Linked DNA regions of Homo sapiens: region 1 is linked to region 2. Evidence: chromatin contacts called from ENCODE Hi-C or POLR2A ChIA-PET data. All regions are on one chromosome and are shown on one strand. The core of a region is the stretch at or near the end of the contact, and the rest is flanking DNA. Distances in the headings are between cores, read along the strand shown.

Region 1 (3,504 bases), core at 652-3,151, 1.4 Mb before region 2:
GGCTCACTGCAACCTCCGCCTCCCGGGTTCAAGTGATTCTCCTGTCTCAGCCTCCCAAGCAGCTGGGACTATAGGCGTGCGCCACCACGCCCGGCTAATTTTTGTATTTTTAGTAGAGACGGGGTTTCACCATATTGTCCAGGCTGGTCTCAAACTCCTGACCTCAGGCGGTCTTCCCACCTTAGCCTCCCAAAGTGCTGGGATTACAGGCATGAGCCACCACGCCCAGCCTCCATGACCTTTTTAACGAAAGAAATGTTGCTTTTTAAGAAGTCTGGCGGGGATAGAACTCCCTATAGTCTCCATGATTTGTTTTACTTGTTAGCTAGTGCCTAACTCTTTCAAACGCTTTAAAATGCTCAACAGACACTTACCAATGAAATGAGTGATCTGCTTAATGCTTTAAATGAAGCAAGACAAATTAAACCCTTCATGGACTCTTCCCAGGGCTGGACAAAAATATTTATGTGGGTCAGACGCAGTGGCTCACGCCTGTAATCCCAGCACTTTGGGAGGCCAAGGAGGGCAGATCACCTGAGGTCAGGAGTTCAAAACCAGCCTGGCCAATGTGGTGAAACCTCGTCACTACTAAAAAAAATACAAAAATTAGCTGGGCGTGGTGGCGGGCGCCCGTAATCCCGGCTACTCTGGAGGCTGACGCAGGAGAATCGCTTGAACCCAGGAGGCAGAAGTTGCAGTGAGCTGAGATCGCGCCACGGCACTCCAGTCTGGGCGACAGAGCGAAACTCCATTTCAAAAAAAAGAAAAAGAAAAAGAAAAAATTAGCCAGGTGTGGTGGCGGGCGCCTGTAATCCCACCTAATTGGGAGGCTGAGGCAGGAGAATCGCTTGAACCCTGGAGGCAGAGGTTGCAGTGAGCTTGAGATTGTGCCACGGCACTCCTGCCTGGGCAAAAGAGCGAGACTCCGTTTCAAAAAGAAAAAAAGAAAAGGGCCGGGCGCGGTGGCTCAAGCCTGTAATCTCAGCACTTTGGGAGGCAGAGGCGGGTGGATCGCCTGAGGTCAGGAGTTCGAGACTAGCCTGGCCAACATGGCGAAACCCCGTCTCTACTATAAACACAAAAATTATCAGGGCATGGTGGCGCGCCCATGTAATCCCAGCTACTGGGGACGCTGAGACAGGAGAATCGCTTGAACCTTGGAGGCGGAGGTTGCAGTGAGTCGAGATCGCGCCACTGCACTTCAGCCTGGGCGACAAGAGTGAAACTCCGTCTCAAAAAAAAAGAAAAAAAATCCACTTGTACCTTCTGCTAATCAGTGTATATATTCAAGGCAACTTGAATCTATGCTCCTGGGGTGCAATCCTCAAGCTTGGCCCAAATAAACTCTCTGCTTGCATTTATTTTGCCCCAGAGTCTTCTTCCTTTTAGGTCGACACATCCATATCTGAGACCTAGGGTAATTTTCTGGGCTTCTCGCCTCTCCCTTTCCCCCATGTTTTTCTGTGCTCTCTAAACGGGCCCGGTAGAGTCCCGCATTTCCACATTCCACAGACATGTTTTCCTTCTGTGGCCCCGGGCCCTGCCAGACAGCGCACCGCGAGGCCGGCACTTCGGCGGTCTCCAACCTTTGCCTGGAAAGAGCTCGGCAGGCGAGCTAGAGGCCAGATCCCAGGACCCAGTCGTTTTAGCTCAGGGAAAGGAAGCGCCGGAGCTCCAGCCTGCAAGCTCCACTACGCAGCCTTGGACACCGCCCACATCGTAGGGCCGCGGACCCTGACAACGCCGGAACCCGGCGCCCGGAGCGTGCGCGCGGCGGACCAGAATGGCTGACGTACCGCCCTGCCGCGAGGCCCGCGTAGAGGCGGAAGTTGAGGGGACTGACGCAGATGGGGGAATTTTGCCTCGATGGCACTTTCCTGTCCGCGACTCCGCCCCCACCAGAGGGGCTAGGCTCTGGGATTCAAGATGGAGGCGCTGAGTCGAGCTGGGCAGGAGATGAGCCTAGCGGCCCTGAAGCAACACGACCCCTATATCACCAGCATCGCAGACCTCACGGGCCAGGTCGCTCTGTACACCTTCTGCCCCAAGGCCAACCAGTGGGTGAGTGCCGCCTGGCCCTGAGGACGGCCACCCGGCCGCTGCCGTCTCTTAAAGGGGCCGCGCGGGTTACTGTGGGGTGGGGGGGCACACTAAGAGGCCAGGGCGGTGGAGACGAGGCCAGGGTCTGGCCAAGAGCCTAGCCAGAGCCTGAGGGGTGTCGGGTCCGCTTGGGATTGGGGGATAGGAGTGAGAGAAGTGGCTCGAGACATCCCAAGGAAAAGCCAGTGGAGGGGAGGATTGGAGCAGGATCAGTCCCTTGGCGTCGGGTCTGGGGACGTGGGCGACCTGCCTTCTTTGCAGATACATTGGGAGTTATAAGACCGGTGGGGTCAAAAGGGTGCCTGAAAGCTTGTGTTTGAGGCTTTGCGGATTATTAGATAAATTATATGTACATTATCTATAAAATAAACACTCCTCCTCTCCCCCTGGCAAACGTAAATGAGAGCCCCTGTCGCAGAGGTCATTTGGGTTTAAAGTTTAAAATCCAATTAGTTTCGATTCTTGGAAGGAGGGGGTGGGTGGGTCCGGCTTTAATCGAACTACACAGAGTTTCGGAAAAGATTCCAAGGCACTTAGGAAAAGGGCTTCCGTGTTCACTGGATCCCCGAAGACCTTTGTACAAACAAGAGAGACCCTGTAAATGTGTTTTGTTCCATCTATGATGCTGGTGATGTCATCTCTGAATGCTCCCCTCGGACTCAGTACTTTCTGGCTTTCGTGCACTGGGGAGGGTCCGAAAAGTCACATTCAGTGTGTTCACTGATTCTTGTTAGCCCCTGCTTGAAGCTTTGTTAGTTGTTTAAAAAGCATAATTTCCCACTTTCTTGTAATTGACCCTTCCTAATTAACTCATTCAGCTACAGGCTTTACACTTAGAAAGTAATACGTAAATGCTTGTTGGATTGAATTCACCAATGACTGGAGTTCACATTTCAATAAGATACGAAATCCTTAAACTGACAGAACTCTGGAAGATGACCGTAGTATGTCGTTTACCCTATAATACAGTTGCATAGATTATATTTATCAGTAATTTATCGAAAATCATTTGGCATTTATGAACAGTTAATTCAGATGAAGAGTTTTTATAATCACGTTGTTTATCTTTGCCTCCTGGAAGAGAAGGAGATATGGGAAGCCACAAGGAATAAAATTGTAGATTGTTTTTTAAATGTAGCTATTTTAGACATTGCCTTAGTTTGAAATTTTATGAATCTTTTTTCTTTTCTTGGCCTATATATAAATTTTGAAATATGGATTGCCGACAAATGGTGAAGACTTGGGGCTAGAGTTTTCCTAGTTTTTCACAAAGGCTTTCAATATTTTAAAATTTTACATTGTGGAGTTCTGTTTTAAATATGAAATACAAGCTATAATAACCTGAATTGAAAAATAAGCTGCTACTGTTTATTTGGATCCTGGCACATAGAGCATGACAAAAAT
Region 2 (3,063 bases), core at 212-2,711:
ACACAGGGTTGGAGGAAGGTGTTATCTTCCTTAAATATGGGAAACTATGGCACAGAGACATGAAGAGATTCACCCACCATCTCTCAGCTGATTAATCACAGAGGAGGAATTTGGACCCATGTACACAATTCCCAGCCACTAAGTTTTTTTTTTTTCTTTTCCTTTTTTTTTTTTTTTTTTTGAGACAGGGTCTCACTCTGTCACCAAGGCAGGAGTGAAGTGGTGCGATCTCGGCTCACTGCAGCCTCAACCTCCCAGGCTCAAGCGATCCTCCCACCTCAACCTCTGGAGTAGCTGGGACTACAGGTGTGCCACCATTCCTGACTAATTTTTGTATTTTTTCTGTAGAGACAGAGTCTTGCCATGTTGCTCAAGCTAGTCTTGAACTCCTGGGCCCAAGCAATCTGCCAGCCTCAACCTCCTGAAGTGCTGGGATAACAGGCAGGAGCCACCTCCCAGGCCCTAGCCACCAAGCTTGACTCCCTAAGGGCTGTGGCCTTTGTCCAGCCCCAGTGGGCTTCTGGAGGGCCTCTCCTTTCCCTGTGGCTGCCTCAGGCTTCCCCCACCACTCCTGCCCTGGAGAGTGAGGTGAAGTTTTTCTTTAACCAGCTGCCAGGAGTAACCTTGGTCAGCAGCAGAGTCTCTGGGGAAAGGGTTCCTCCCTAACCTGGAGGGGCTGCCTCAGTCTATTTACTTGGGGAATGGCTGGAGGGGTTGGGGAGCCATTTGGGACAGCAGAGTGGGGCTCAGCTGGGTGACAGGGGTTGGAGGCTGGTTTAGAGCACAGTCCCCGTCCCTTAGGCCCCGTCACAGGCTCTGGAACCACCGTCTTCTCACCATAGTCAGGCTTGGGCTGGACAGTGCGGATACGCAGGTACTGGCGGAAGAGCGTCACCGATGGGTGCTCCTCCTCGGGACCCTTGCTGGTCATGGCGCTGCGCGTGGTGAGCTGGGGGCAAAGTGAATGGCTAACTACCCCTCCAAGACCCTGGAAATGGTGAGCTCCTGCACACAGCCTGTCCCCACGGCGGCTCCCGGACTTCCCACAGGGGTAGGATACCGTGTTTCGGAGCCCCCATTAAGGAGCACCCATTCTGTTTCAGGCGCTGGGCTGTCTGCTTCCAGCACATTTCCTTATTTAATCCCCAAAAGAGCCCCATGAAGTTTGTGCTCAGAATGCCCACTTTACAGAGGAGAAAGCTGAGAGGCTCAGAGAGGTTCAAGGACAGCTCATAGAGTAGCTGAGCAAGGTTTGAACCCAGACTTGTACTCCCCCCGCCCTCCTAAAAAAAAAAAAAGGCAAAAACAAAAACAAAAAACAAACAAGAAAAACCCCAACGCCTCCCAGTTGCCCGGCTTTCAAGCCACGGAGCCCCAGTCCCTCTATCCCTCCCCAGGGCCCCCACCTCACTCTCCTGTCGCTGGGCTCACGCTCGCCTCTCAGCGCCCTTCCCTGACTGTGGCCTGGACTTAGGGTCCAGCGAGGTCGCCTGCGAGGTCGCAGGCTCAGGACCGCCCCGGTCCGCCCACCACGTGGCCGAGGCCGGATGTCGGGGCGGAGACCGAAGACCGTCAGTGAGGGCCGTCCCGGCGCCAGCGGCCGCGTCGGCGCGGATGTCCCCGCCCGCCTCTGGTTCGGGCCTCAGCGAGATTACTGGAGGATTAGATCCGGATCCCGTCCCCGGGCAGCGGCCGCCGCGGCCAGCGCCGCCCCGCGAGTTGCGAGCTCCGGGCTGGCCCTGCTCTGACAGGCTCGCCCCGCCCCACACGACACGCCTGCCACTCCTGCCCCCAGGTATGCGCCGGGAGCTCAGGACGGTCCCGTCCCCTAAGGGCGCCTCCTCCTTCAGCCCCCGGATAGGGCGGGAGGAAAGGGGGCCGCCCCGAGGCTCTCAAGATGCAGAGCTGCAAAGCCCTGGGCCTGCGCCCTCGCCCTCCTCGGCAAGTCTCCAACGGCTCCCCACTGCAGGCCTCAGCCCCTCGGGGAGGTCCTCCCTGACGCCTCAGCTCCACTTGTACTGAAGTTATTGGCCAATGTCTGTCTGCCCACACTGAACTCCAGGAGGCTGTGAGCTCCACTTCCTGCAAGGTTCTGCCCGGGGCCGTGCCGAGCCCGGACAGTGCCTAGAATGGGAATGAATGCATGGACAAGAGCACGTGTGACGGTTTAAGCGTGCCACTGCGTGTGCAGTCTATCAGTGGATATGATTGTGTATGTGACAGTGTGAGATGGTGGGTGGGTGTGATGAAGTCACTGTGAATGGATGTAATTGTGACCCTGGATGGACAGTGTGAGGAAACTGGCTCTTCTGCAGCCACCAGAGGGGGAGGCTAAACAGGCACAGGTGTACCACTGGCCCCCTGCAGGCCACAGCTGCAGTTGCCCACTTGTGCCCCAGCTGCCCTTTGTACTCCCAGCCAGGTCTGCCCTCTGCTCCAGGGGCTGAGTCAGCTTGGGGAAGGGTGAGGGACAAAGACTTCAATCTCTAGGCCAAGGAGGCACGCTGTGGGAAGGGTTCTGTCCCACCTTTCCTGAGGTTTAAGTCTTGGCTGCTCACACATAACATGGGGGCAAATGGACTTTAACTCATAACAATGCTGGATAATTCTTTATTTAGTTATTTTTTTGATACAGAGTCTCACTCTGTCATGCGGGCAAATAGATTTTAACTCACAACAATGCTGGCTAATTATTTACCTATTTATTCATGCGGGCAAATAGACTTTAACTCATAACAATGCTGGCTAATTATTTAGCTATTTATTTTTTTGAGATGGAGTCTCACTCTGCTGCCCAGGCTGGAGTGCAGTGGCTCCTTCTCGGCTCGCTGAAAACTCCGCCTCCTGGGTTCAAGTGATTCTCCTGCCTCAGCCTCCAGAGTAGCTGGGATTACAGGTGCGTGCCACCACGCTGGGCTAATTTTTGTATTTTTAGTAGAGACAGGGTTTGTCATGTTGGCCAGGGTGGTCTTGAACTCCTGACCTCAGGTGATCCACCCGCCTTGGCCTCCCAAGGTGCTGGGATTACAGATGTGAGCCACAGTGCCCAGCTAATGCTGGTTT

Evidence for each region. Hi-C counts contacts between places; a loop is a spot of excess contacts on that map. ChIA-PET counts read pairs that join two places held with the same protein, here RNA polymerase II (POLR2A). Pooled maps may share reads with other maps.
Region 1: a loop to region 2 is called in a pooled map, with 5 times the contacts of the local background. The contact joins the promoter of DCP1A here to the promoter of ACY1 in region 2. A Hi-C loop is called at or near these places in 1 of 168 maps with a recorded cell type or tissue (naive thymus-derived CD4-positive, alpha-beta T cell) and 7 of 50 pooled maps. POLR2A ChIA-PET finds 5 or more read pairs at or near these places in 1 of 52 experiments (HepG2).

What each region holds. Positions count from the first base shown.
Region 1 is chr3:53,345,940-53,349,443 of GRCh38, reverse strand. DCP1A (decapping mRNA 1A) reads left to right here and starts at 1,901. Exons shown (of 10, transcript NM_018403.7): 1 at 1,901-2,061. The coding sequence starts at 1,927. RefSeq lists enhancers at 1,407-2,176, 1,712-2,302, 2,303-2,893.
Region 2 is chr3:51,981,933-51,984,995 of GRCh38, reverse strand. ACY1 (aminoacylase 1) reads right to left here and starts at 1,461. Exons shown (of 15, transcript NM_000666.3): 1 at 1,407-1,461; 2 at 838-949. The coding sequence starts at 931. It overlaps ABHD14A-ACY1 (ABHD14A-ACY1 readthrough), which reads right to left. Exons shown (of 17, transcript NM_001316331.2): 4 at 838-949. RefSeq lists a silencer at 1,427-1,876.